2 separate regions of the Homo sapiens genome follow, and region 2 is linked to region 1. A link is a loop called in an ENCODE intact Hi-C map of the cell type or tissue named here. Cell type or tissue: ascending aorta. All regions are shown on one strand. Links, peaks and the distances in the headings refer to the core of each region. The heading gives the core; the rest is flanking DNA.

Evidence for each region. Hi-C counts contacts between places; a loop is a spot of excess contacts. Peaks named below come from ENCODE experiments on the same cell type or tissue, not always from the same donor. Only the 100,000 strongest peaks of a DNase experiment are listed, where the experiment ranks them.
Region 2: a loop joins it to region 1, with 2.7 times the contacts of the local background. A loop is called at or near these places in 2 of 110 quality-filtered maps.

The regions. Positions count from the first base shown.
Region 1 is chrX:23,497,517-23,513,344 of GRCh38, forward strand. LOC124905276 (small nucleolar RNA U13) reads right to left here and starts at 9,797; the gene lies at 9,695-9,797. RefSeq lists enhancers at 7,935-8,474, 10,819-11,330, 11,842-12,352 and a silencer at 11,776-12,070. In ascending aorta, for the core only: no CTCF peak of the experiment used is centred there; a DNase peak (open chromatin) is centred at 6,855; H3K27ac peaks cover 1,102 bases.
Region 2 is chrX:23,425,851-23,441,678 of GRCh38, forward strand. No RefSeq gene overlaps it. Among named protein-coding and RNA genes, the nearest start is that of PTCHD1, 99 kb to the left of the region's middle. In ascending aorta, for the core only: no CTCF peak of the experiment used is centred there; a DNase peak (open chromatin) is centred at 8,691; H3K4me3 peaks cover 285 bases; H3K27ac peaks cover 2,027 bases.

The DNA of each region.
Region 1 (15,828 bases), core at 3,476-11,475:
GTGTTGTCTTTTGGTATGATTGCGTCTCCATGATGAGGGAAGGGACTCATCTAAGCCAAGATGGGTGGCAGCATTTAATGTATCCATGGTCCCTGCCAAGAAAAGCCATGAACACAAAAATGTCATTCAGACCAGAGGCCTGAAAAGAGATGGAAAACCTCTAACAGTCTAAGGAATAGACCTAGGAAAATAAAAAGGCTCTTGTCTAGGCCTAAGTAAATACCAAATATACTTTATAAAAAGAGCAATGATCCAGAAATGAGATCTAGGTTCTGGCCTAGGCTCTGCTACTAGTTGGATAAGTTGTATTGAGGAAATTTTGCATTCATTTTTAAAGGGTTGATATATCTTCTTAAGGTCATTTGTGGAGCTTAGGACAACAATCGTGAAGTTAGATAAATTTCAAGGTATATATCCAACATTAGCATTCTGTGACAGTATGAGACTATACAAACCTTTGAAGCATATTACTAAATAATACCAGACTCTTATTAGAGTAGGTTTGGACCTGAGGTTTGAAAGCCTAAACCAAACAATTTTCACCAGTGTTGGGACTCAGAAAACAATACCTCAAAATGAAAGCCCCAGAAGCAGTCTCAGAAGCAAAAGCTTTTCTCTGACCTTTTCCTGCCCATCTGTCTCTCAGTCTTATTTGCCTCCAGGGCTAGCCATTGAAACTAATATCTCTCTTACCCAAGGCAAGTTACAGAAATCAGAACCCCTTTTTTCCAAAGCTAGTCATAAACCTAAAAATATTACTCTAATTTTTCCTTTTCCTCTTTATATAAAAACTAGCTATTAACAATTATCTGAACTACCTTAGGAAGGAATGCGTGCCCTGAGAGATCAAGAAAAATCGAGACAGACAAACCTTGATGGGTTCCCCCATTCAATCTTTTATCATTAGGTCATACTCTTTCCCTCCAATCATATTTGGACATGGCTGTCCATACCTTGTTGAACTGAAAAATGGGCAATTTTACCTTTACCTTTGGGTCTTCATTCTGAAGGCTGCCACATATACATGTTACATAAATTTATATGCCTTTTCTCCTATTAATCTGCCTCATGTCAGTGATTTTTCAGTGAACTTTTAGGAGGGCAATGACTTTAGCTCCCACAGTTTTGGTGCTATGTGCAGGGTCACCAAAGCTGCTCTGCTCTTCCGAAAGCCACCGTAAAAAAAATCCAGAACTTGATCAGCTGGTAATAGGGTAAAAATCTCTTCCCAGTCAGGCTCTCAACCTCTTTCTCTGTGCAATCTGGTTGAACAGATGATATAAATCACTGTTCGTCTCCTGTGAGATTTTAATTAATGGGAAAAAATCATTATGACTAGTCTTGGGGTTCCAGTGCCTAGTCTCTGGTGTACTTTTTGATACTTTCTGGTTATAAATATTCATATTGTTTAATCCATTTCCTCCCAGAAATAGTCTTTTCCTTTGTCTTTTTCTTTCTGTATTGTTCTGTCATAAAGAGGGGTACCAGATAAAGTTCCTTCTTCTCTAGTTTTATGTCCTTGAGAATTTGACTTGCGATCAAGTGGGGGAACTCTCTTGATCTTCACCATATGGGGCCATGATTTTTGGGTGACATCAGGTGACCAGTCTAAAAATGGCTGGGAACACAAGATTTTTTTTGTTCCAAATGTGCCAAGCCCTCAGGAGGGTTTGTCATACAATGTCCCATCCATAAGGAGCTTTTGTCTTCTCAACCCTTATTGCCTAGTTAATACTAAAAAAGTCCAATCCCAGGAGGGCCTACCCAGTGTCACAGATTAAGGGACCTGTGACTGGCAGTCCCCCCACACAAATCTGTGGGTTATCAGAGGCAAACACCACCCTTAACTGTCTGTGACAAGAGTCATTTGCTATCTCAGCCTATTCCTGAGAGTACATTATTTTGAGAGAGAACTTTAAAATTATTCCTTCTATGCCTTAAAATGACATCCCAAACTTTACATAAGAGACTTTTAAATAGAGTTGCTATTAAAACAAACTACACCATTAAAAATTCTAGTTGTCAATGGCCAAAAGAGAAATCCTTTAAATTTGACTAAAATTCTTAATTAAAAAAAATTTAGAGATCTCTCATTCTAAACAATTAACTTGTATTTATGACAAGGTCAGTTTTTTAAAAAGATACATAATAGTATCATGACTAGCCTTAAAAATTCTCTTAACTAAATTAAAAATCAAAAACAAAAAGCTAACCTAAAACAAAGTTAAAAATCCTTTATGAAAAATCCCCCGAGGGAATAACAACAGAAGCCATGCTGCCTTGTGCTCTAATAGACAAAATTCCACACTTTTACTGCCATTGCCTGGGTTTCACTCCTGCTCAAAAAATCCGATTCATTTAATATTTGTGTGACTTTTAACGTTTTGGGGGTACCCATTTGTTATAAGTCATTTTCCCTTGTACAGATAGCTTTTGATTTCCTGTCTTCCTCTTTTTTTTTTTTTTTTTTTTTTTTTTTTTGAGAAGGAGTCTCGCTCTTTCGCCCAGGCCGGAGTGCAGTGGCGCTATCTCGGCTCATTGCAAGCTCCGCCTCCCGGGTTCATGCCATTCTCCTGCCTCCGCCTCCCAAGTAGTTGGGACTACAGGCGCCCGCCAACGCGCCCGGCTAATTTTTATTTTATTTTATTTTTGTATTTTTAGTGGATGGGGTTTCACCGTGTTAGCCAGGATAGTATCGATCTCCTGACCTCGTGATCCGCCCGCCTCGGCCTCCCAAAGTGCTGGGATTACAGGCGTGAGCCACCGTGCCCGTCCCTGTCTTCCTCTTTTTGAGACGACATCTGGATTTTTGGGCCTTTATGTATACACGGTCAGCTATAAAACCGAGACCCTAAAAAATATGGCCAAACAAAAATGTGGATTATATATACTTCATTTGTTATTAAGAAAACTTTTCTTTTTTTCTTTTTTTTTTTTCGGAGACGGAGTCTCGTTCTATCACCCAGGCTGGAGTGCAGTGGCATGATCTCGGCTCACTGCAACCTCCGCCTCCTGGGTTCAAGCGATTCTTCTGCCTCAGCCTCCCAGTAACTGGGATTACAGGGGCCCACCACCATGCCCAGCTAATTTTTTTGAATTTTTAGTAGAGATGGGATTTCACCATGTTGGCCAGGATGGTCTTGAACCCCTGACCTCAAATGATTCACCCGCCTCGGCCTCCCAAAGTGCTGGGATTACAGGCGTAATCCCAGCCACCGCACCTGGCCAACTTTTCTTTCTTTAAGCCGTCTTTGGGATAGTTCTAGATCTTATGAGGACTGCTTTGTACCTTTTATAGACGCTTCATGCATCCTTGGTTAAGTCATAAGGTTAACCGAGTCTTAACTTTAAAAGGTACCTTTAGTCTAAACAACAAAAAAAGCAATCTTCATGTTTGTTGATGTATAGACTACTCAAAAAGTTCACTAAAACATCTGATATAAACTACAAACCAGAAAAATTATCAGATTGCCACTATCTGCTCTCACTTCATCTAAAGATGCTTCCAGCCCAACATCTAAAAATCTTCTCAACTGGCTGCCCTCTGGACTCAAAAACTGAGTTTACAGTTTATTCTAGCCATTAATCTTTATTTTTATTTTGTTTCCATGGAAATGCCTCTTATCTGATTGTCAAATAATATAGAAGCCAGACTTTGGCGAAAGTCCATCTATAACATCAATGCCTAAAATGAGATACAAGCATAAATATTAACTATTCAACTGAACCAGCCTATTATCAGGACTTAGAGACTTACTCAAATGGCTTAAAAGACAATCCACCAACCCAACTTCTGATTGAGAAACTTCTCGAGGAAGTTTCATACTGGGGGATGTTGAGCTTCAGAAAACAATACCCAAAAATAAAGGCCTCAGAATCAGTCTCAGAAGCAAAAATTTTTCTCTGACCTTTCCCTGCCCTCCTATCTCTCAATCACATTCTCTCCCAGGGCTAGCCATAGAAACTAAAATCTCTCTTTCCCAAGGCAAGTCACAGAAACCAGAACTCCTCCCTAAAGCTAGTTATAAAACCTAAAAAATATTTCTCTAAGTTCCCCTCTACCTTTACATATAAAAACTGGCTATAAAAAAATCATCTGATCTATTGGGTCCCGCCCCACACCCAGAAGGAAGGAATGGATGCTCAGAGAGGCCAAGAAAAATCTAGACAGACAGGCCTTGATGGGTTTCCCCAAGCAGTGTATTAGCATTATATCATACCCCTTTCCTCCAATCATATTTCTACATGGCTGTCCGTATTTTGTTGAACCTAAACATAAAAATAGACAATTTCCCCTGTATCTTTGGGTCTTCATTCTGAAGGCTCCTGTGTATACTCGTTAAATAAATTTATATGCCTTTTCTCCTATTAACCAATTGCCTCATGTAACTGATGTTTTAGCAAGCCTTAAGAGGGCCAAGAGTTCCTCTTGACTCCTACACCAGGAACATGAGAACATGAGAGAAAAGGAAGAACACAGTTTTTAAAAAGATGCAGGGAATCTGAAAACAGTATCAATAAACATGGGTGACCTCACAACTCTACCAAGAAACAGCACTACTTAACATGTTAGAAGTATTCTGCCTCTCCCTTAGAGCAAATAGGTCTTTCATTATTGTTTATCTTAACTGTGTTGAGGAGTTTTTGTTTGTTTTCAGACAAGGTCTCATTCTGTTGCCCAGGCTGGAGTGCAGTGACACGATCTCAGCTCACTGCGGCCTTGACCTCCTTACCTCCTGGGCTCAAGCAATCCTCCCACCTCAGCCTTCAGAGTAGCTAGCACTACAGACGTGCACCACCACATCCGGTTAATTTTTGTATTTTTTGTAGAGCCAGGGTTTTGCCATGTTGCCCAGGCTGGCCTCAAACTCCTGGGCTCAAGTGATCCTCCTGCCTCAGCCTCCCAAAGTGCTGGGATTACAGGCATGAGCCACCATGCACGATGGAGGAGTTTTCTTAAGGTTACAGGACCTTGAGCACTTCTGAAATTTAAAAGCTATAAAAACAATGAGAAATGACCCATATTTATTTTATTCTGTATCACCAGCCTAATTCTTCACCATTTTGGGTTATATAGTCAGTTAGCAACAGCCTATTGACTATGAATTTGGTATAGAGCATTGTACTATGGAATAAGAATGTACAAAACAATTAAAAAAGATAGACCCTGCCCTCAGAGAGCTCATAATTGCATTGGAAACACAGACATGCAATCAGTAATATGATTTGCAAATACATGTATGATTTTCAAATATATATTAACATATTCACAAATATGCATGTATGCATATATGTGTATGTATTCACAAAATGCTCACTCGAATAACTAAATGAAAAAGACAAGATTAAGTGTTAGTAAGGATTTACAGCAATTACAATTATCATAAAATGTTGATGGGAATGTAAATTTGTATAATCACTTTGAAAAACTGTCAGTGTCTACTAAAACTGAATGAACATACATATACCCTATAGCCCAGGAATTCTTCTAGGTATGTACTCAACAGTAATGTACATATATGTTCTTCAAAAGATATTTACAAGAATATTAATAGCAGCATTATTCACAAGAGTCAAAAACTGGAAACAACGCAAATGGCCTTCTACAATAAAGTGAAAAAGTTATTGTGGTATATTCATTTAACGAAAAGGTATACAATTATGGAAGTGAAAAAACTACAAATACACATAATAACATGAATAATTTCTCAAACAAGGCTGAGTTTCAGTAGAGTTAAGATGGTATTAGGTGAATGTTGACAGAAAGAAATGATAAACAAGAGAGTAAAGACCATATGATTCCATTTATGTCAAGTATAAAACCAGGCAAAACTAATCTATGCTATTAGATGTCAGGTGAGTGATTACCTTCAAGGGAGTAGTGACTGGAAGGGAGCACAAGGGGAGTTTCTTGGATGCCGGGAATGGTCTGTTTCTTAATCTGGGTCCGGGTTACATGGATATGTCCACTTTGTGAAAATTAATTGAGCTGCACACTTATAATATGTTTCCTCTTCCATATGCATGTTATAAAATAAAATTTACATGTTATAAAATAAAATTTACTTCAATAAAATTTACATGAAAATACACATCTTTATATACCCCCAAATACAAATACATTCAGGATAAATGAACAGCCCACCATAAATACCAAGGAATCCTGTAAGTAGGAATAAAAGTCCTATGTGTAGAAATATGTAGGAATCAGAATCAAATGGGGCATAACTAAGAAGATATCTCAGGGTGAGGTTGCAGTCAGGTTTTGAAGAAAGAGCTTACAAATTGGAGGGAGGAGTGGTGAGGAGTTTAGGACAGTTAAAAAGCTGTTTTCAAATGAGATAAATAACACGTATAGAAGCACTAGTCATGATATGGCTTGAGTTGTGACTTCTTTTTATAACTTGGAGAAGTATAAACTACCAAAATAATATGGGCTTTTGACTTTCTGTTCTTCTTATTCTGGATTCCTATGTTACAGTGTAGTATTGTGTCAGACCATGACCCCCTCCCCAAGGGCTAGTACCAAGTCTTACTCATCTTTATATTACTACCATCTGAAACGAAAGCTATGAAACCTCAGATAAAAAATGCTTATAGCTTTTGTTAACTAATAATGAATAAGTAACTGGCAAATTAATCAAATAGGTATATGGAAACTGTCTCGTACTGGTTTTTTGTCTTGTGTATTGTTTAAGTTAAAATAATAGAGTTGGGATGTCAGAAATTTTCTGAAGCCGACCACAGTCCCCAGCTGTGGCTTAGTAACCAAGGAAAACCAAGGATTTCTCCTTCTGATCCAGCAGTCGGCACAATGCCAGGTGAGTCAGTGACCGGTAGAGCAGGTGGTGACACATTCTAATCATAGCCCAGCTCTAGGCAAACAGCAGCTGCTAAGAGTTCCTGCTGGCCTGAGTAAGTTTTCCAGGCCCAGCCAGCCAAGAGCAGCCCTAGTTAAAACCCGCCAGCAGTTTTCCCATCTGTCTCCCTCATGCTACTTGCGACACTTCACACATCTCACCCCAAAGTGCATTGGGACTCTTGCTCCCCGTCTCTACTAAAACTACAAAAATTAGCCGGGCATGGTGGTGCACATCTATAATCCCGGCTACTTCGGAGGCTGAGGCACAAAAATCTCTCGAACTCAGGAGGCAGAGGTTGCAGAGAGCTGATATGGTGCCACTGCACTCCAGCCTGGGCAACACAGCAAGACCCCTTCTCAAGAAAAAAAAAAAAAAAAACAATAGGCAGAAGTGGCTTAGCACACAGTACTATGGCCGTCTTCCCCAAAGCTTGGACTACAGCAACCAATGTGAGGCTTAGCTCTGCAAGGAGACCCAAATCACAGCCACTTCATGCTGATCATCAGTTCTTTGCTACCTCCACAGTAATTCTAGGGATCATGCCAGCCCTGGAGGTGGGGAGTCCTGGGGGGAGGGAAAAAGGGTGCAGGCTACAGTGGGTCAGGATTCTAAGGGAAAACACTGAGTGAGGAAGCTGTGAGGGCCTTCTTAATGACTGGCTTCTTGAGCTGAAACTGGAAATCAGAGCCCTCTGGTTATGGACATTGGATTTTTCATATCCCAGAGAACGGTTGTTATGTTTTTTTTCTCTCTGAGAAGCCAACACAAACATTTCAGGGACTCAGAAGAGTACATTGTGTCCTCCCTAATTCTCAGTGACTCCTGCTAATTTTCCTTGAGATGTAATGAAAAGAACCCTGGGTACATTATCAGGCTGGGTTCAAACTCTATTTCAGCTGCGCTTCTCCATTCTAGCTGTGCCACTCCAGGCAAATTAGTTAGTTCCTCCGCTGATAAAATAGTGTCATCACAAAGCTCAATGATAAATACTAACTTGGTCTCCACCATATGTCAGGCACTGCTCTAGCTGCTCATTCTGGATTTACCGCAACCCTGTTGGGTAGAAGCTAATATTACTACCCTTTATACTGAAGGAAACCAAAATATTTCACTCTAAAATATATTTCCTTGACATACTTCAATATGGCTAATCAGAACGGCTGGAAATACAAGAATAGCTAAAAAGCTTTCTTTTGTGGGGAAGATATGTATCTGTAGAGAAAATCTGCATGGATGCAGCCAGGCTGTCTCTGAAGCCCTCCCTTGTTCAAAAGATGAACTGAGAGTCTGACACCTTTCAGGGCCTGAAAGAAACATTCACTAGCTCTCTGAGGACTGCTACCAGTGAGGTTTCTTCTACATAACAAAACTCCCTTTGTTAGCTAAGCCTCCTCTTCTCCCCCTCCCATAACCTGTCTTGCCACTGTAACCTGATTTCCACCATAACTTATTTTGGCCGTGCTCTGAGATCACAATCTTTCTGTAGCCTCAAGATGATATATAAGCCTCTGTACCCCATTAGAGGGTTGGAGTAATCATTCTGTGATTTTCCCTCAATGCACGTGAATACATTTCTCTGCCTTTTCTCTTATTAATCTGCCTTTTGTCAGCGGATTTTTCAGCAAGCCCTCACGGGGCCAAGGGGGAGTTTTCTCCTGGCTCCTATGACACAGATGAAGAAATGAGGCACAGAGAGGGCATGCAACATTCCCAGGGCCACACAGCTATGAGCAGGTGTGAAGTCTGAACTCAGGCAAACTGGCTCCAGGCCTGACCTTTTAACCACCATCTCCCAGAAGGTCAAAGTGCCTGGGAAACATGGAGATGGAACTTAACACTTGATGTATTTTACTTTTTGAAAGGTAATGTGGTGCAATGAAAAGAACTTGGGTTTTAGAGTCAGACTGACTAAATCCGATTTAATTGCTGTGTGATCTTGGGCAAATTACATCATTTCTCTGAGTCTCAGTATCCTAAAAATGAAGTTGCAATCATAATCCATACATTGGAGGGCCGCTGGGAGATGTGCACTTACAGCACCAAACCTGGCACTTGATGGGCACTCAAGTGAACATTAACTTTAATCCTCTTCCTAGGCAGGCATATGTAGAGCACTGAAATACTCTTCTGTGAGTATCCTAACATGTTAAGCCTTTCTTCCTTCTAATAAAGAAAACAAACAGGACAAATAAAAGCCATCCGCTCATAGTGATAGACAGGAGACAGCCAAGAGTCCCTGGTGAAACCCCACCTTCAAGCCTAAAACAGCCTGAAGGCTGAAAAACTGGACTGCTGGTCCCGGATGAAGCCTGCCCTTTCCCAGCTGATTCCTTCTGAATAATGCCCACCTGCTCACTGGGAAGATTGGTGGAGTCTCAGGAAGTTCGTGCCATCTGCAGGGGGAAGGAGCCTGGCCTCTCCTGTTCCTGGGTGGTGACCTGGGATTCAATCTGTGAGGAAGGAAACCTGCTAGCAGGACTCTCACTTTGCTGAGCATTATTTTTCCTTCTTCCTTTTTGCCCAATAAATTCCATTTTCCTCACCCTTCTATGTGTCTGCGAGCCTAATGTTTCCTGGTCATGTGACAAGAGCCCGGTGTGAGCTGAACTAAGGAGAAAGTTCTGCAACAATAGTACCTCAGGGTCTCTCTGCAACTTTCCTGGGACTTTTTTCTGATGGAAGGAAAATAAGAAATAGGAAAGATGTTTAAGGAAGCACCCATCCCTGTAATCAATGATACCAAATAAGACAGAATGGGCAGCCGGAGTGATAGTCATCTTCTTAATGTAATCAACTAGTATTCTGCCAAATTCCTCTTTATTTTTTTGTCAGGTCAGACGGGTAATGTGCCAACGTCTAACAAGATGCGAGGGTGGTACATCTCACACATGCATGTGAACACCCAATCGTCATGCTCGGGAACTATAAAGGGATCTCCAAATTCCTCTGTAGTTAACTAAACCTACTACAAAGTTGATTTAACCTCTGAGAAACTGAAATGCTGCCTTATGATACAGCATTTTTAAAATTTTTCTCTCAAATCTCAAATGCTTTAAGACAAATCCACTTCTTTCTTTCATCTTAGGGTAATAAAATCATTATTCAAACCCTGCAAAAGCATGAATCTCATTTCCTTGCCCCCATCTCTACTGAGATATTTTACCAATTAATATTTACTGTACAGAGTGGGCCTGTTTTAACATTGCACTCCAGAAAGCCTTTTACTAAACTATTTTCTTGAGAGCACGGTATCTTGCCGTAAAGACAATAACTCCCAAGATCTTTTTTCATAACCTCTATTAGAATGTAAATCACAATAGCAAATATGCACTGACACAAGTACCCTGTAGGTTAAGTTGCTTACACCTGACTAGGAATTGCCACAAAACCCTGATCAAATTTGTCAGGTTTGACGTAGGATTCTAAGACTTATTTATAAAGCAATATTTTCAATATCTCCCCAGAACTCCCAAAGCTATATCTGAGACAATGATAAAAATCCATGAAATTAATTTCATCCTCAAAATCAAAGCAGCTGCATTAATAATTAACTTAATACATTTCAAAGCCATCTCAATTGTGCCTACAAATCTAGCACAGATTGAGATCAAACCTGGAACACAATTCCATTTTCCAAACTATGAATTAATGCTGATGAAGGGTGAAACTGCTGACCCAAAAATACCTATTACGTTAACCATCATTCACATCAGCAGCAGCAGCATCCTGTCCTTTGCACAAGAAGTAGACACCTATTGACTCACTTTTTAGAAGGCTCTGTCCTTGAAATATTTTGTCAGTAAGAATGTTGAACTTGATCCAGACATCTTTACTCAATTTCAATTCTGATCAACATTTTCAAGGACTCTAGCCAGGGTTAAATGAGCAGTCTATGGCCAAGGACTAACACAAAGTTAACTGTTTTACCAGGAAATCAAACACTTTACCTTGATCCAATAAGCATCTACAGAGTTATGGTGAATCACACTGATATGGTTTAAATCTGTGTCCTCACCCCAATCTCATGTTGAAATGTAATCCCCAATGCTGAAGATGGGGCCTGGTTGGAGGTGAGTGGATCATGGGGGCAGTTTCTCATGATTTAACACCATCCCCCTTGGTGCTATCATAGCAATAATGAATTCTCACGAGATCTGGTTGTTTAAAAGTATGTGGCACCTTCCCCCTCTCTTGCTCCTACTCTGGCCATGTAAGATGTGCCTGCTTCCCGTTTGCCTCCTGCCATGATTATAAGTTTCATGAGGCCTCCTCAGAAGCAGAAGCTGCTATGCTTCCTGTACAACCTGCAGAATCATGAGCCAATTAAACCTCTTTTCTTTACAAATAACCCAGTCTCAGGTATTTCTTTATAGCAATGCAAGAATGGACTAATATAGAAAATTGGTACCAAGGAGTGGGGCATCGATATAAAGATACCTGAAAATGTGAAAGCAGCTTTGGAACTGGATAATGGGGAGAAATTGGAAGAGTTTGGAGGCACAGAAGAAGATAGGAAGATGAGGGAAAATTTGGAACTTCCTAGAAACTTATTGAATAGTTGTGGTCAAAATGCTAATAACGATATGGACAGAGATGGCCAGGCTGATGAGGTCTCAGACGAAGATGAAGAACTTATTGGGAACTGGAGTAAAGATCACTTTTGTTATTCTTTAGCAAAGAACTTGGAGGCATTGTGCCCCAGCTCTAGGGATCTGTGGAACTTTGAACTTGAGAGTGATGATTTAGGGTATCTGGCAGAAGAAATTTTTAAGCAGCAAAGTGTTCAGGAAGTAGTCTGTCTGCTTCTAACAGCCTATGCTCATATGCATGAGCAAAGAAATGACCTGAAACTGGAACTTATATTTAAAAGGGAAGGAGAGCATAAAAGTTTGGAAAATGTGCAGCCTGGCCATGTGGTAGAAAAGAAAAACCCATTTTCAGGGGAGGAATTCAAGCTGGCTGCTGAAATTTGCATAACTAAAAGGAAGGCAAAGTGCTGATAGCCAAGACAATGGGGAAAAGGCCTTGAAGGCATTTCAGAGATCTTTAAGGCGGCCCTCCCATCACAGACCCAGAAGCCTAAGAGGGAAGAATGGTTTCCTGGAACAGGCCCAGGGCCCCACTGTGCCAGGCAGCCTCCAGACACTGCTCCCTACATCCCAGCTGCTCCACCTCCACCCATGGCTCAAAGGGGCCCAGCTACAGCTCAGGGCACTGCTCCAGAGGGTGTAAGCCATAAGCCTTGGAGGCTTCCAAGTAGTGTTAAGCCTGCAGGTGCATAGAGCACAAGAGTTGAGGGTTGGCAGCCTCTGCCTAGATTTCAGAGGATGTATGGAAAAGCCTGGATGTTGAGGCAGAGGCCTGCTGCAGGGGCACAGCCCTCATGAAGAACATCTACCAGGGTAGTGCAGACGGGAAATGGGAGGTTGGAGACCCCACACAGAGTCCCCACTGGGGCATTCCCTAGCGGGGCTGTGAGAAGAGGGCCATTGTCCTCCAGACCCAAGAAAGGTATATCAACCAGCAGCTTGTACCCTGCACCTGGAAAGGCTACAGGCACTCAACGTCAGCCTGTGTGAGCAGCTGCAGAGGCTGAAGCCTGAAAAACCACAGAGGTGGAGCTGCCCAAGACCTTGGGAGCCCACCCCTCACACCAGTGTGCCCTGGATGCGAGACATGGAGTCAAAGAATTTTATTTTGGAGCTTTAAGATTTAATGACTGCCCTGCTGGGTTTTAGACTTGCATGGGGACTGGAGCCCTTTTCTTTTGGCCAATTTCTCCCTTTTGGAATGGAAGTATTTACCCAATGCCTATAATCCCGTTGTATCTTGGAAGTAACTAACTTGCTTTTGATTTTACAGCCTCATAGGTGGAAGGGACTTGCCTTGTCTCAGATGAGATTTTGGACTTTGGACTTTTGAGTTAATGATGAAATAAGGTAAGACTTTGGGGGGACTGCTGGGAAGGCATGATTGTATTCTGCTCCTAATTCAGTCATGTAAGATGTGCCTGTTTCCCCTTTACCTTCCGCCATGATTGTAAGTTTCCTGAGGCCTCCCCAGAAGCAGAAGCCACTATGCCTCCCGTATAGCCTGCAGAACTGTGAGCCCGTTAAACTTCCTTTCCTTATAAATTACCCAGTCTCAGGTATTTCTTTATAGCAATGCAAGAATGGACTAATATACACAGGAAATCAGTTTCACAACTACTACAGAGCTCCTCAAGTATAACCTAAGGATGCTGAAGAAAACTGAATGAAAGATCCACTACTTCATTATTATTTCAGAGCTGTGATTGGAAGCATGTACTTAAACACCAGCTATTCATAATCACAGGATAATAGATGGTCCCTGAATTTATTCAGGGATTTAAATTTATGGCTTCATAGAATAAAAATTACGCACTTCCCTTAGGAAGTAAAATATTTGTCCATCCCAAGGAAAGAGAAGCATATTTTATTCAACCTTGATGAGACCAGATTTCAGTGCAGCTCAGTATGTTATGGTGGGTATATTAGTTTTTTAGGACTACCATGACAAAGTATTACGAACTTGGTGGCTTGAAACAACAGAAATGTATTCTCTTACAGTTCTAAAGTCCAGAAGCCTAAAGCCAAGGGATCAGTAGGACCAGCCTTCCTATGAAGGTTCCAGAGAAGAATTCTTCCTTACCACTTATTAGCTTCTAGTGTATCTTGCAATCCTTAGAAAAGCTTGAGATATAGCACCATCACTCAAACCTCTGCCCTCATTGTATATGGCCTTCTTCCTTCTGTGTCTGTGTGTCCACTCCCCATATGAAGACACCAGTCATTGGATTTAGGGCCCACACTAATCTAGTATGACCTCATCTTAACTAGTTACAACTGCAAAGATTCTAGTTTCAAATAAGGTCACATTCTGAAACTCTGGGTGGATGTGATATTCTGTAGGGCACTATTCAACCCACTACAGTGGGCACTCTCAATCGGATATGGTGCCAAAGAGTCACAGCTCTTAGCAGATTAATCTCCTATAAGGCTTCTTGGTTCCACATAAGAGCAGGAGACTGCGAACTGTTTTCCCTCCAGGTCTTCACACTTTAGTGTAATTTGGTAGTCTACAAGCAATGCCCAATTTAGAGCAGTATACTAAACATGTGCAGTTTTTACCTTCTTTTATTTGCCAAGGTATCTTAGCTCTTGACAAAAGTTAAAATTGACATAGAAAGCAGAAAAAGCAGTGATTTAAACTAAAACTCTTTTAAAATGTTGACCAAACATTAATTCACACTAGCCAAAGAGGAAGGTGATTCTAATGTTCAGCCAAATTGTTAACAACTTTAGAGCAGTGGTTTTCCAAATATGATCTCTAGACAAACAGCATAGGCATCATCTGGGAGCTCCTAAGAAATACAGAATCTCAGCCCTCACTCCAAATCCATAGAATCAGAATCTTCATTCTAACGTTATTCTCCAGATGACTGATGTGCTCTGTTCTAAAACTCTGATGCCAAAAGTAAAAGTCTAACCCTCCCATGTAATTCTATACTTTCTGGCAGGAATGGGTATTTGTTTTGCTGAGGGCTGATAGGGAATGTTAAACACATACACACTTGCACATACTGGTCCTTTGCCTTCCCACAGAGTGGCAGCAGCTTTCCAAATGAACAAGCTGTTTCCATGACACCAAATCCTTAATTTGAAGCAGATACACCAACCACCCAGGAGCGTGATAGCATGAAGCACCATTTCATATTTATTTTATTTAGGTTCTTGGTCTCAAACATCTCCTCCTTGAAAAAGAAATCTTTGAGAAGAAACACTAATATTTAAAGCAACACTTTAATTGGCAAATTTGTCCCCTTTCTTTGTCCTATAAATAGAGCACTCTGAATTATTCTGTTAAGTCCCTTTTCATGATTAATCAATCAGAGATAATATGAATGACTAGTAAATTAATTATACTACTATGAGTATACAGTCTGCCCATCTAGTGAATGTTTTCCTTTTCTCGATCACAGTTCCAGGCCATTTTATTCTTAATACATTCTTTAAATTCAACTTATTCTTTGCTGTGAACATGTATCTTTCTGTCACTCCTCTGAACAAATAATGGAAAAATTCTCCATTTTGCATCATCTATACTGAACAATATCCTGACATGAGAGAGGCAAACTCAGGAATGTGACTAAAAGCAATTTATTTGCATTAACAGCAGCATGGAAAGACGGTGAATCGAGTCTAGCATGTCCTGAACAAGCCTCCTTTAAATGTTTATCTCCACAGCTTTTCTAAATTAATTTACCCCACCAACAAATTTAAAGGGAAACAACAGTGTGTTGAATGCCAACCAGTTAAAAATAGTCAAGTCTGTTCTGCAGGGAACAGATCAAATTCAAAAGTACAGAAAGGAGCCGTGTGCAAAGAGGGCAATTAAATAAGCACATACATAATATGGCTCACAGTCACAAAACTGCAGGCTCAGGTGCAAATCAGCTTCACTGTCAGAAGGTTCAGGCAGGAGCTGTTAGAATTCTTCACAGCATTTTCGAGCCCGGGACACCTACCAGGCTTTCACCCACCTGCTCACACACCAGATAAAATTTGAGAAAAAGAGAGTGTTGCTTGAATGCATAATTCCCAAATGCCTAAGGCAAATAGAGGTCTGAATCTGAGGGATTCACCCATTCTTTGTTCCTATGCTCCTGAGATTCAGCCATTCAGTCCCAGGATTGTAGGGTATGAATCATTGCTGTAAATCATTTTGGATTTCTAAATATATAAGGACAATTTAAGAGAAAAAACAAGGTGACATTCCTTCCACAACCTTCAAGAGCTGGCTCTGTGACAAGAATCAGCACCAGGGGAACCCAGCCACGAGAAAGAAGAGGTAGCCCAGAAAAATCCCTTCTAGACGGAAGGATAACAGGAAATGGGATAAAGGAGCAGGGAATGAAGCAAGGACTGACAAAACAGAGCTGAGC
Region 2 (15,828 bases), core at 5,045-13,044, 70 kb before region 1:
AGTTTCAGAAGGAATGGTACCAGCTCCTCCTTGTACCTATGGTAGAATTCGGCTGTGAATCCATCTGGTCCTGGACTTTTTTTGGTTGCTAAGCTATTACTTATTGCCTCAATTTCAGAGCTTCCCATTGGTCTATTCAGAGATTCAACTTCTTCCTGGTTTAGTCTTGGGAGAGTGTATGTGTCGAAGAATTTATCCATTTCTTCTAGATTTTCTAGTTTATTTGTGTAGAGGTGTTTATAGTATTCTCTGATGGTAGTTTCTATTTCTGTGGGATCGGTGGTGATATCCCCTTTGTCATTTTTTATTGCGTCTATTTGATTCTTCTCTCTTTTCTTCTTTATTAGTCTTGCTAGCGGTCTATCAATTTTGTTGATCTTTTCAAAAAACCAGCTCCTGGATTCATTGATTTTTTGAAGGGGTTTTTGTGTCTCTATTTCCTTCAGTTGTGCTCTGATCTTAGTTATTTCTTGCCTTCTGCTAGCTTTTGAATGTGTTTGCTCTTGCTTCCCTAGTTCTTTTAATTGTGATGTTAGGGTGTCAATTTTAGATCTTTCCTGCTTTCTCTTGTGGGTATTTAGTGCTATAAATTTCCCTCTAAACACTGCTTTGAATGTGTACCAGAGATTCTGGAATGTTGTGTCTTTGTTCTCATTGGTTTCAAAGAACATCTTTATTTCTGCCTTCATTTCGTTAGGTACCCAGTAGTCATTCAGGAGCAGGTTGTCCCATTTCCATGTAGTTGAGTGGTTTTGAGTGAGTTTCTTAATCCTGAGTTCTAGTTTGATTGCACTGTGGTCTCATAGACAGTTTGTTAAAATTTCTATTCTTTTACATTTGCTGAGGAGGGCTTTACTTCTAACGATGTGGTCAATTTTGGAATAGGTATGGTGTGGTGCTGAAAAGAATGTATATACTGTTGATTTGGGGTGGAGAGTTCTGTAGATGTCTATTAGGTCTGCTTGGTGCAGAGCTGAGTTCAATTCCTGGATATCCTTGTTAACTTTCTGTCTTGTTGATCTGTCTAATGTTGACACTGGGGTGTTAAAAGTCTCCCATTATTATTGTGTTGGAGTCTAAGTCTCTTTGTAGGTCACTAAGGACTTGCTTTATGAATCTGCGTGCTCCTGTATTGGGTGCATATATATTTAGGATAGTTAGTTCTTCTTGTTGAATTGATCCCTTTACCATTATGTAATGGCCTTCTTTGTCTCTTTTGATCTTTGCTGGTTTAAACTCTGTTTTATCCAAGATGAGGATTGCAACCCGTGCCTTTATTTGTTTTCCATTTGCTTGGTAGATCTTCCTCCATCCCTTTATTTTGAGCCTATGTGTGTCTCTGCACGTGAAATGGGTTTCCTGAATACAGCACACTGATGTGTCTTGACTCTTTATCCAATATGAGAGTCTGTGCCTTTTAATTGGAGCATTTAACCCATTTACATTTAAGGTTAGTATTGTTATGTGTGAATTTGATCCTGTCATTATGATGTTAGCTGGTTATTTTGCTCATTAGTTGATGCTATTTCTTCCTAGCTTTGATGGTCTTTACCATTTGGTATGTTTTTGCAGTGGCTGGTACCGGTTTTTCCTTTCCATGTTTAGTTCTTCCTTCAGGAGCTCTTTTAGGGCAGGCCTGGTGGTGACAAAATCTCTCAGCATTTGCTTGTCTGTAAAGGATTTTATTTCTCCTTCACTCATGAAGCTTAGTTTGGCTGGAGATGAAATTCTGGGTTGAAAATTCTTGTCTTTACGAATGTTGAATATTGGTCCCCACTCTCTTCTGGCTTGTAGAGTTTCTGCCGAGAGATCCGCTGATAGTCTGATGGGCTTCCCTTTGTGGGTAACCTGACCTTTCTCTCTGGCTGCCCATAACATTTTTTCCTTCATTTCAACTTTGGTGAATCTGACAATTATGTGTCTTAGAGCTGCTCTTCTCGAGGAGTATCTTTGTGGCATTCTCTGTATATCCTGAATTTGAATGTTGGCCTGCCTTGCTAGATTGGGGAAGTTCTCCTGGATAATATCCTGCAGAGTGTTTTCCAACTTGGTTCCATTCTCCCCGACACTTTCAGGTACACCAATTAGACGTTGATTTGGTCTTTTCACATAGTCCCATACTTCTTGGAGGCTTTGTTCATTTCTTCTTATTCTTTTTTCTCTAAACGTCCCTTCATGCTTCATTTCATTCATTTCGTCTTCCATCGCTGATACCCTTTCTTCCATTTGATCACATCGGTTAATGAGGCTTGTGCATTCATCACGTAGTTCTTGTGCCATGGTTTTCAGTTCCATCAGGTCCTTTAAGGACTTCTCTGCATTGGTTATTCTAGTTAGCCATTTGTCTAATTTTTTTTCAAAGTTTTTAACTTCTTTGCCATTAGTTCGAACTTCCTCCTTTAGCTCGGAGTAGTTTGATCTTCTGAAGCCTTCCTCTCTCATCTCGTCAAAGTCATTCTCCATCCAGCTTTGTTCTGTTGCTGGTGAGGAGATGTGTTGCTTTGGAGGATGAGAGGTGCTCTGATTTTTAGAGTTTCCGTTTTTTCTGCTCCGTTTTTTCCCAATGTTTGTGGTTTTATCTGCCTTTGGTCTTTGATGCTGGTGACGTACAGATGGGTTTTTGGTGTGGATGTCCTTTCTGTTAGTTTTCCTTCTAACAGTCAGGACCCTCACCTGCAGGTCTGTTGGAGTTTACTGGAGGTCCACTCCAGACCCTGTTTGCCTGGGTATCAGCAGCAGTGGCTGCAGAACAGCGGATATTGGTGAACCACAAATGCTGCTGCCTGATCATTCCTCTGGAAGTTTTGTCTCAGAGGGGTACCCGGCTGTGTGAGGTGTCAGTCTGCCCCTACTGGGGGATGCCTCCCATTTAGGCTACTCGGGAGTCAGGGACCCACTTGAGGAGGCAGTCTGCCCGTTCTCAGATCTCAAGCTGCATGCTGGGAGAACCACTACTCTCTTCAAAGCTGTCAGACAGGGACATTTAAGTCTGTCTTAATTTAAGGTTATTGCTGTCTTTTGTTTGTATGTGCCCTGCCCCCAGAGGTGGAGTCTACAGAGGCAGGCAGGCCTCCTTAAGCTGTGGTGGGCTCCAGCCAGTTCGAGCTTCCTGGCCACTTTGTTTACCTACTCAAGCCTGAGCAATGGCAGGCACCCATCCCCCAGCCTCGCTGCCGCCTAGCAGTTTGATCTCAGACTGCTGTGCTAGCAATGAGCGAGGCTCCGTTGGCGTAGGACCTCCAAGCCAGGTGTGGGATATCATCTCCTCATGTGCCATTTGTTTAGCCCGTTGGAAGAGCGCAGTATTAGGGTGGGAGTGACCCGATTTACCAGGTGCCGTCTGTCACCCCTTTATTTGACTAGGAAAGGGAATTCCCTGACCCCTTGTGCTTCCCGGGTGAGGCGATGCCTCGCCCTACTTCGGCTAACACACGGTGCACTGCACCCACTGTCCTGCACCCACTGTCAGGCACTCCCCAGTGAGATGAACCCGGTGCCTCCATTGGAAATGCAGAAATCACCCGTCTGCTGCATCGCTCACGCGGGGAGCTGTAGACTGGAGCTGTTCCTATTCGGCCATCTTGGCTCCACCTCCCTTAAAATTCTTTATCTGGGGATTTTATGAATTTCTTTTTGATTGAGATCTGTTGCTGGAGAATTATTGTCTTCCTTGGGAAGTGTCATATGTCCTTGCTTTTTCATGTTTTCTGTGTACTTAGATTTATATCTGTGCATCTGTTGTAATAGTCACTTCTTCCTGTTTTTTTAGATTGCTTTCATAGAGGAAGACTTTTTTCTGAAGATCTATATATGTTGTTGGTTAGGTAGGGCATTTTGGCTTTTATTTTGGGTGCATGCAGTAGTGTGATTTCCGTATGATTTATTCAGCTGTAAACATTGTCAATGGTATCTGTGATTTCTTCAGTGGCTTAGTGTGTTCTTATTAGTGGAGGCTATGGTGAAGTTTTACTAGGGAGTAGGATGCCAGGAGGGCCAGTGTTTGGGCACCAGCGGTGGCAGCAGTAGGCCGAGTGTGCCTGTCTTTGGCCTCCAACATGACTTACACTGGTACCAATGTTAGGGGGCCTAGATGATTCAATTCTTGGGCTTTCAGATGGCTTTTTTCAATCTGGTAGTGGCCAGTGGTAAGTCTGGCATGTGGATAGGTTCCCAGGTCCTTGGGCAGCGAATATGATATGGGTGATGGCAGTAGCAATGGTGGAGCAACCTACTGAAACCCAAGCAGTCCATGCTAGTCCTGGTGGTGGCTATGACAAGTTGGGTGTCCATAACATATTAGTTATGGCCACTGGTGGTGTGTGTAGGTGGGTGCCAGCTGTGGTAGTATTGGTAGGTTGTGTCAGCCTGACCTCAGATTCCAGGAGGAGTGTTAGGTACCAATGATGGTGGACTGGGCTGAACAATTTCCAGGCTCCTACACAGTATGCTCAATAACTCAGGGGAGGGGGATGGGAAGACACGAACTGGGCTGGCAGAGCTGGCCGCCTGGTAGTGTGTTCAGGTGCTGTCTCTGATAGGCAAGGGTGAGGTGACCCCAGGCCACTGGCAAAATGCTCAGGTGTGGGCAGTGGTGGCTGTGCTGCAGGCCTGCCACCATGTAGGATGAGGCCACTTTCAGTGGTTTCAATGTAGGGAGGTAGCTGTGTGATGTGCAGTTTTCTCACACTTCATTCCCATAGTAGCCTGCAGCAGCACTGGGATTTGTCCTCAAAGTGCAGTAAAATGCCTGGTCTCCACTCTCCCTTCTTGGCGAGGCAGCAGCAGCAGCAGCAGCAGCAGTTTCAACTCTAACCCCATGACAACACAGAGACCTTTGGAGGTTAGGCTCTAAAAATCTACATAAATAATTTTGAGTTTGACTTTTTTTTTTTTTTTAACTAAGCATTACAACATAGCATTTTACCATCATGGTGATTTTAAAATATGTCCATAAATTCTTTTATACTCTTCCATTCAAAGGGTAGAACCTAATCACCCTTATTCCTATATTTAGTGACTTGCTTCCAAAGAATAGAATATGGCAATACTAGAATATATGACTTCCGAGACTAGTTCATAAAAAGCATATTGGCTTTTTGGCTTATTCTTTCACACCAATGGCTCTGGAGGAAATCAGCTGCCATGACATGAGAACACTCAAGCAGCTAAGTGGAAGTCTCCTGACAACAACCAGCACTAACTTGCTAGGCATGCAAGTGAGCTATGTTGGAAGTATGTACTTCAACCCCATTCAGGCTTTTAGATGACTATAACATAGGCCAACATCTTTACTTCAACTTCAAGAGAGACCCTGAGCCTGAACCACCCAGCTAAGTTGCTCTCAGGTTTCTAGCCCACAGAAATTGGGTTCAGTAATAAATGTGCATTGTTTTAGGCTACTACACTTTGGGGTCATTTGTTATATAGCAGTAGATAACGAGCACAACTATGTTATAAATTTCTCACAAACATTATTTTAATGGCTATACTTTATATATATTTTTATATATGCATGGAAGTATAACAGGAAATCTAACAGGAAGTAATCTATGTTGACAGGTGTAATGTCAACAACATGAAAAAGTTAGAGAAAGTCTCAGTTTTTCCTAATAACTTTTATGTTTTATTCAATTCAAAGGAATGAAGAGGTACTTTTCTAAAACACAGGCTGAGATATTCAAAAATTTCTTCTTTCTCATGCTATACTTAATATGTAAAGAAAACTACATTCTTCATATCTACATAGAAGAAAAATTAAATAATTTATCTCTTAAAACATTTCCTTTATGTTATAATCAGAGAAATATTCTATTCTTCCTGTTCTCCTTCAAGAGCTGAGGGTATGTGTGGCTTTTCTGATAATTGCAATGTAATTTCAATATGCAAATGATCCTAAAGAAGAAAAAGTATGGATCACATAAATACACTATTTCTGGAATTGCCGTAGATGAATATCGGCCACACGAACTATTGGGATAAAACATTATCCATTCAGACAATCACTAAATATTTTTGAACAATTATTTATGTAATAAGCACAGCGATATCGTTAACATGGTAGACGTGTTGTTGCCATCACAAAGCTTACAATTCAGCATAACATGCAAATAAGCAAACAGGTTATCAAAACAGAGTGCTCAAACTATAAAAATCCTAGAAGAAAACCTAGGAAAAACTCTTCTACACATTGACTTAGACATTCAAAATCACTAATCGTCAGAGAAATGGAAATCAAAACCACAATGAAATACCATCTCACACCAGTCACAATGGCTGTTATTAAAAAGTAAAAAAGGCTGGGCATGGGGCTCACGCCTGTAATCCCAGCACTTTGGGAGGCCGAGGCGGGCAGATCATTTGAGGTCAGGAGTTCGAGACCAGCCTGGCCAACATGGTGAAATCCGGTCCCTATTAAAAATACCAAAATTAGCCAGGTGTAAAGGCATCCACCTGTTGTCCCAGCTACTCAGGAGGCTGAGGCAGGAGAATCGCTTGAACCCAGGAGGCGAAGGTTGCAGTGAGCCGAGATCGCACCACTGCACTCCAGTCTGGGTGACAGAATAAGACTCCGTCTCAGAAAAAACAAAAAGAAGAAAAGTAAAAAAACAACAGATGTTGGCAAGGTTTAGGAGAAAAGGGAGCACTTATACACTGTTGGTGGGAATGCAAATTAGTTCAGCCCCTGTGGAAAGTAGTTTGGAGATTTCTTAAAGAACAACAACAACAAAAAAAAGGAATTACCATTTGACACAGCAGTCCTACTACTTGGTATATACCCAGAGAAAAATAAATCATTCTACCAAAAAGACACCTGCACTCATATGTTTATTACAATAGTATTCACAATAGCAAAGACATGGAAGCAACCCAGGTGCCCATCAATGGTGAACTGGATAAAGAAAATGTGGTACATACACAACATGATATACTATACAACCATAAAAAAAGAATAAAATCACGTCTTTTGCAGCAACATGGATGCAACTGGAGGCCATTACTCAAAGTAAATTAATGTAGGAAAAGAAAACCAAATACTGCATGTTCTCATTATAAGTGAGTGGGAGCTAAGCATTGGGTACACATGGACACAAAGATGGGAATCATAAGCACTGAAAATTCCAGACTGGGGGAGGGAGGGAGGGGATAAGGGTTGAAAAACTACCTATCAGGTATTATGTTTCCTCAGGGGCTTAGTGTGCTCTTATTAGTGGAGGCTATAGTGAAGTTTTGCTGGGTAGTAGGATGCCAGGTAGGCCAGTCTTCAGGCACCAGTGGTGGCAGCAATAGGCTGCTGTGCCAAACCTCAACATCAGACAACATACCCATGTAACAAACCTGCACATGTACCCCTTGAATCTAAAATAAAAATTTAAAGTATTTTTTATAAAACAAAATATAGAGTGTTGAGTATTACAATGTGGAAGGAGTAGAATGCTATGAGGGCACACAAAAGATGAACGTTATCCAGGTTTAGCAATAAGGTAAGGCTTTCGAAGTGGAATGACCTATAAACAGAGGTTAAATATAGTGGTATGCTAGTAAAATGGCTTTCCAGAAAAAGGAACTAAAGTCTTTATTTGCAATGTTTGCCAATTTCCATAGCGTAAATGTTCACACAATAGACAATTTTAAGCTACTAATATGAAAACACTGATCATGAAATTTGGAAGACAAGTAAAGAATCAGCTCTCACAAGCTAGTACAAGCTAGCTCCAGTGAACCACTGGAAATGCCTCATGAATTGTGATACACTCTCTTTCTTATCCCTCCACCCTAGCCTTTGTTTAGGTCTGTATGATGCCTCATCCATATTACTGCAATAAACTCGAATTGACCCACCATGGCTGACTCACTCCTGGGTCTTCTCCTAGCTCCCTCCCAGTTACATGCCCATCACACCTCTTCTGTGCAAAAACCTTTGAGTGATGTACCATTGCCTATAAAATCAAAACTTTATAGTCTGTCTGGCCTGCCTATTCAACCTCAACTTACACCACCTCCTTCCATGCCTGCTATACACTAGCCATGCTAAATGGTCATCACTGACCTGTTAGTCCTAGAATACACCATCTACCCACACCTCAAGACTAATAAGATTTGGGACTCAAGGAGGAGCAAGATGGTTGAACAGAAGCCTTCAATGATCATCCTCCCTACAGGAACACCAAATAGAACAACTATCCACACCTTTGTAAGAAAAAAAGCACCTTCATAAGAACCAAAAATCAGGTAAGCAATCAAGGTACCTGGCTTTAATTTCATAAAACAGAAACAGGCACTGAAGAGGGTAGGAAAGGCAGTCTTGAATTGCCACCACTCGATGCCACCACTCCCCCATCCCCTAGCAGTGGCATTGTGGTATTAAGAGAGAATCTGTGCACTTGCAGGAGGGAGAGCACATGACTGTGGGACTTTGCATTGAAACTCAGGGCTGCTCTGTCACCATGGAAAGCAACGCAGGGCAGAATTCAGCCAGCATCCACAGAGGGAGCATTTATGCGAGGCCTAGCCAGAGGAGAAATATCCATCCCAGTGGTCAAAACCTGAGTTCTGGCAAGCAGCAGTTCAGTGCTCCAACTAAAATGCTCTGGGGTACTAAATAAAGTTGAGAAGCAATCCAAGCCACAAAGGACTGCAAGTCTTGGCCAAGTCCTGCTGCAGTGCTGGGCTTGCAGCCAGTGGACTTGAGACATCAGCCAGGGCAGCCAAGGGAGTGCTTGTGTCACCCTTCCCTCAACCCCAGGCAGCACAGCTCACAGCTCTGGGAAAAACTCTTTCCTTCTCCTTCTCAAAGAGAGGAGAAGGAAGAATAAAGAGGACTTTGTCTTGAACCTTGGACACCAGCTCAGCCACAGTAAGATAAGATATTGGGAAGAGTTCCAATACACCCATTCTAAGCCCTAGCTCCGGGATGATATTTCTACACACACCCATGGCCAGAAGGAAAACCACTGCCTTGAAGGAAGGGACGCAGTCCTGGCAGGATTAATCGCCTGCTGACTAAAGAGCCATTGTAGTATTCACCATGGGCCTGGGATAAGACTCAGACATGCTGGCTTCAGGGATAACCCAGCACTTTCATAGCTGTGGTGGCTAAGCAAAGAAACTTCTTCTGCTTGAGAAAATGAAAGGGAAAAGTAAAGGGGCCTTTGCTTTGCAGGTTGGGTACCAGCTCAGTTGCCGTGGGGTAGAGTACCAAGTGGACTCTGGGGGTCCCTGATTCCAGGCCTTGACTCTTAGACAACATTTCTGCATTTGCCCTGGGCCAGAGGGGAACCCACTGTCCTGAAGGGAGAGTCCCAGGCCTGACAGCATTCACCAAAAGCTGACTAAAAAGCACTTGGGCCTTGAGTAAACATTAGCAGTAGCTACACAGTACTTGCAGTGGCCCTGGGGCAGTGGTAACCATAGGAAGAGATGATTCTACTTGTGCAAAGAGGAGAGAAGAGTGAGAAGGACTTTGTCTTGTGGCTTAAGTGCCAGCTCAGATACAGAAGAACAGAGCCATAGATAGATTCCTGAGGTTTCTGATTCCAGGCCCTGGCTCCCAGATGGCATCTGTGGGCCTGTCTGGGGCTAGGGAGAACTTGCAACACTGAATGGAAGGACACGAGCCTGGCTGGCTTTGCCACTTGCTGACTGTAGAACCTTAGGATGTTGAGGAAACATAGGCAGTAGCCAGGCAGTGGTTACAGTAGATCTTAGACAAGATCCAGTACCGAGCTAGCTTCAGATATGGCCTCAGTACAGTCCCAGTGGTGGTGACCACAGGAGTGCGTCTATCACCACTGTCCCAACTCCAGGCAGCTCAGCACAGAGAAAGAGACTGTTTAGGAATAACTCTGCCTGGTAATCCAGAGATTTCTTCTAGATCTTATCCAAGCCGATCAAGGCAGTACCTCTCCAAGTCTATACAAGCCATAGCATTACTGGGCTTGGGGTGCCCCCTAATGCAGATACAGGTGTAGAGACCAAAAACTTAGATTACAACACTGATATAGTTTGGATATTTCTCCCTGCCTAAATCTCATGTTGAAATGTAATCCCCAGTGTTGGAGTTGAGGCTTGATGGGAGGTGTTTGGATCATGGGGCCAGATCCCTCATGAATGGCTTGGGCCATCTCCTTGGTGATAAGTGAGCTCTCACTCTGACTTCACATGAGATCTGATTGTTAAAAAGTGTGTGGCACCTCCCCCCAACTCTCTCTCCCTTGCTCCTGCTTTAACCATTTGATGTACCTATTCCTCCTTCACCTTCTACCATGATTGAAAGCTCCCTAAGTCTTCACAAGAAGCTGAGCAGATGCCAGCACCATGTTTCCTGTAAAGCCTGCTGAACCATGAGCCAATTAAACCTTTTTGCTGGCCAGGCATAGTGGCTCATGCCTTTAATCCCAGCACTTTGGAAGGCCAAGGTGGGAGGATCACTTGAGCCCAGGAATTCGAGACCAGCCTGGGCAACATAATAAGAACCTGTCTCTAAATAAATAAATAAATAAAAATGAACCTGTTTGTACATTACTCAGACTCAGGTATTTCTTTATAGCAATGCAATGACTAATACAAGGAATTGCTACCAAGCAGTTGGCCATTGCTATAAAGATACCTAAAATGTGGAAGCAACTTTGGAACTGGGTAATAGGCAGAGGCTGGAAACTTTGGAGGGCTCAGAAAAAGACAGGAAGATGAGGGAAAGTTTGCAACTTCCTAAAGCTGGGTTAAATGGTTCTGACCAAAATGCTGATAGTGATATGGACTGTGAAATCCAGGCAAACAAGGTGTCAGATAGAAGAACTAATTGGGAACTGGAACAAGTCACACCTTATGCCTTAGAAAAGAATTTGTGTGCATTCTGTTCATGCCCTTGGGATATGTGGATGTTTGAGCTTGAGAGTGGTGACCTAGGGTATGTGGCAGAAGAAATTTCCAAGCAACAGTGTTCATAAAGTAGGGTGGCTGCTCCTAATAGCCTACGCTCAGACAAAGAAAGGACTTAAAATTGGAATTTATATTTAAAAGGGAAGCAGAGAATAAAAGTTTGAAAATTTGGGTGCCTAGCTGTGTGGCAAACAAAGAAGAAGCTTTCTGGGGAGAGAAATTCAAGCAGGCTTCAGAGCAACCACTTGCTAGAAAATTTTGCATAGCTAAAAAGGAGTTAAGTACTCTTATCTAAAACAATGGGGAAAAGGCCAGGAAGGCATTTCCAAGACTTTGTGGCAACCTCCCCCCCCACAGCCCCAGGGGCCTGGAAAGGAAGAATGGCTTCTTGGGGCAGGCCCAAGGCCCTGCTACCTTTGTTCAGCCTTGGGAGTCTGCTACTTGCATCCCGCCATTCTAACTCCAGCCTTGGCTCAAAGGGGACCAGGTACAGCTCAGGCTGCCACTTTGGAGAATGTAAGCCATAAGCCTTGCTGATTTCCACATGGTGTTTAGCCTGTAGGCATGCAGAATGCAAGAATGAAGAACACTTGGCACCCTCCACCTAGATTTCAGAGGATAAATGGAAAAGCCTGGGTGCCCAGACAGAGGACTGCTACAAGCGCAGAGCCTCTTCAGAGAACCTCTACTAGGGAAATGCCAAGGAGAAATATGAGATTGGAGCCCCCATACAGAGTCCCTACTGGGGCATTGCCTAGTGGTGCTGTAAGAAGGGGGCCACCATCCTTCAGATCCCAGAATGGTAGATCCACTGGGAGCTTGCACCCTGCACTGGGAAAAGCCACAGTCACTCAATGTGTGAGAGCAGCCATGGGGGCTGTATCTAGCAAAGCCACAGGAGTGGAGCTGTCCAAGGCCTTGGGAACCTACTCCTTGCACCAGTGTGCCCTGGATGTTGGACATGGAGTCAAAGAAGATTATTTTGGAGCTTTAAGAGTTAATGACTACCCTGTTGGGTTTCAAACTTTCATAGAGCCTGTAGCCCCTTTCTTTTGGCCTCTTTCTCCCTTTTGGAATGGGAATGTTTACCCAATGCCTATGCCCCCTCATTGTATCTTGGAAATAAATAACTTCTTTTGATTTTACAGGTGAAAGGGGCTTGCCTTATCTCAGATGAGACTTTGGACTTGGGACTTTTGAGTTCATGCTGGAATGACTTAAGACTTTGGGGGACTATTGGGAAGGCGTGATTGTATTTTGCAATGTGAGGATATGAGATTTGGCAGGGGCAGGGGCAGAATGATATAGTTTGGATGTTTCTCTCTGCCCAAATCTCATGTTGAAATGTAATCTCCAATGTTGAAGGTGGGGGCTTGGTGGGAGGTGTTTGGGTCATGGGGCCAGATCCCTCTGTCTCACGTGTCTGTGTGAAGAGACCAAACAGGCTTTATGTGAGCAACAAAGCTGTTTATTTCACCTGGGTGCAGGCAGGCTGAGTCCAAAAAAGGAGTCAGCAAAGGGTGGTGGATTATCATTAGTTCTTATAGGTTTTGGGATAGGCGGTGGAGTTAGGAGCAAAGTTTTGGGGGCAGGGGGTGGATCTCACAAAGTACATTCTCAAGGGTGGGGAGAATTACAAAGAACCTTCTTAAGGGTGGGAGAGATTACAAAGTACATTGATCAGTTAGGGTGGGGCAGAAACAAATCACAATGGTGGATTGTCATCAGTTAAGGCTATTTTCACTTCTTTTCTGGAGCTTCAGTTGCTTCAGGCCATTTGGATGTCTACTTGCAGGTCACAGGGGATATGATGGCTTAGCTTGGGCTCAGAGGCCTGACACCCTCATGAATGGCTTGGGCCATCTCCTTGGTGATAAGTAAGCTCTCGATCCGAGTTCACATGAGATCTGATCATTTAAAAGTGTGTAGTGGCCAAGTGCGGTGGCTCATGCCTGTAATCCCAGCACTTTGAGAAGCCAAGGCAGGCGGATCACGAGGTCAGAAGATTGAGACCATCCTGGCTAACACGGTGAAACCCTGTCTCTACTAAAAATACAAAAAAAAAAAAAAAATTAGCCACGCGTGGTGGCACATGCCTGTAATCCCAGCTACTGGGGAGGCTGAGGCAGGAGAATGGCATGAACCCAGGAGGCAGAGCTTGCAGTGAGCCAAGATCACGCCACTGCACTCCAGCCTGGGCAACAGAGCAAGACTCCGTCTCAAAAAACAAAAGGTGTGTAGCACCTCCCCCCAACTCTCTCTCACTTGCTCTTGATTTGGCCATGTGATGTATCTATTCCTCCTTCACCTTCCACCATGATTGTGACCTCCTTGGGGCTTCACCAGAAGCCAAGAAGATTCTTGTAAAGCCTAAAGAACAATAAGCCAATTAAACTTCTTTTATTTACAAATTATCCAGTCTCAGGTATTTCTTTAGAGCAATGCAAGAATGGCCTGATACAAACAACAAAGTCCTTTCAAATACCTGGAAAGCCAAGAAGGATGGATACAAACGAGCCCAAACAACAAGCACTACAATAAATAATGTAATTCTTCAATACCCAGATACCAATGAACTTCTACAAGCATCAAAACCATCCAGGAAAGCATGACTTTGCCAAATGAACTAAATAAAGTACCAGGGACCAATTCTGGAAAGACAGAAACATGTGACTCTTCAGACAGCGTATTCAAATAGCTGTTTTGAGGAAGCTCAATTAAATACAAGTTAACAAACACAAAGAAGGAATTGAGAATCATATCAGATAAATTTTTAAACGCATTGAAATAATATTAAAAAAGAATTAAGCAGAAAATCTACTTAAATGCAATCTGAATGTGCATTTGACATACTGAAGAATGCATCAGAGTCTTTCACCAGCAGAATTAATCAAGCACAAGAAAGAATTAGTGAGCTTGAAGACAGGCTATTTGAAAATACATAATCAGATGCAAAAAAGAAAAAAGAATAAAAAGGAATGAAACATACCTACCAGATCAAGAAAATAGTCTTGAAAGGGAAAATCTAAGAGTTATTGGCCTTAAACAAGAGGTGCAGAGAGAGATAGGGACAGAAGGTTTATTCAAAGGGATAATAACAGAGAAATTCTGAAACCTACAGAAAAATATCAGTATTCAAATATAAGAAGGTTATAGAACACAAAGCAGATTTAACCCAAAGAGGACTGCATGAAGGTATTTAATAATCAAATTACCAAAGGTCAAGAATAAAGAAAGAATCCAAACAGAAGCAAAAGAAAAGAAACAAATAACATACAATGGAGCTCCAATGCGTCTGACAGCAGACAAAGTACTGAGGGAAAAATTTTTTTACCCTAGAATAGTATATCCAGCAAAAATATCCTTCAAACATGAAGGAGAAATAAAGACTTTCCCAAACAAAAGCTGAGGGATGGCATCAACAACAGACCTATCCTACAAGAAGTGCTAAAGAAAGTTCTTCAATCTCAAAGAAAAGGACAATAATGAGCAATAAGAAATCAGCTGAAGGTGCAAAATTCACTGGTAATTTCAAGTACCCAGAAAACACAGGATAGTATAACACTGTAATTGTGGTGTGTAAACTACTTATAACTTAAGTAGAAAGAATAAAAGATGAACCGATCAAAAATAATACAAGAACTTTTCAAGACATAGCACAATGAGATATAAATAGAAGCAAAAAAATTTAAAAGCAGAGAGATGAAGTTAAAGTATAGAGTTTTTAACATTGTTTTTGCTTGTTTGTTTGTTAGATTATTTTTTAATGCAATCAGTGTTAAGTTGTCATCACTTTAAAATAATGGGTTATAACATATTATTTGCAAGTTTCATGATAACCTCAAATCAAAAAAAAATGCAACCGATACACACACAAAAAAAGCAAGACTTTAAAACACACCGCCAGAGAAAATCACCTTCACTAAAAGGAAGATAGGAAAGAAGAAAAGAAGGAAGAGAAAACCAAACAATAACCAGAAGGCAAATAGCAAAATGGCAGGAGTAAGTCCTTACTTAACAATAAATTCACTGAATTAACTATCCAATCAAAAGACATACAGTGGTTGAATGGGTTAAAAAAAAAAAACAAAAAAAAAAACACAAGACCCAGTGACTGGTTGCCGATCAGAAGCACACTTAACTTATAAAGAAACACATCAACTGAAAATAAAGAGTTGAGAAAAGACTTTCCATGCAAATGAAAACCAAAAAAAAGAGCAAAAAAATAGATTTCAAGACAAAAACTATAAAAAGAGATAAAAAATGTCATTATATAATGATAAAGGGGTCAATTCAGCAAGATGATGTAAAAATTGCAAATATATAAGCATCCAATACTGGAGAACCCAGACACATAAAGCAAATCTTATTAGAGCTCAAGAAAGAGATAGACCCCAATACAATAATAGCCACAGATTTCCACACCCCACTTTCAGCATTACACAGATCATCCAGACAGAAAATCTAGAAAGAAACATCGTACTTAAACTTAACTGTAGACCAAATGGACCAAATAGATATTTACAGAACATTTTATCCAATGGCTGCAGAATGTACATTCTTCTCCTCAGCACATGGATTATTCTCAAAAATAGACCACAGGTTAGGCCAAAAAACAAGTCTTAAATCATTTTTAAAAACTGAGATCATATCAACTATCTTCTCTGCCACAATGGAATAAAAGTAGAAATCACTAACAAGAGTAATTTTAGAAACTATACCAAAGCGTGGAAATTAAACAATAAACTCCTGAATGACCAGTGGGTCAATGAAGAAATTAAAGAGAAAATTGAAAAAAATTTTGGAAACAAATGATAATGGAATCACAACATACCAAAACCTATGGGATACAGAAAAAGCAGTACTAATAGGGAAGTTTATAGCTATAAGTGACTACATCAAAAAGAGGAAAAACTCACCATGAACAAGCTAACCATGCATCTTAAAGAA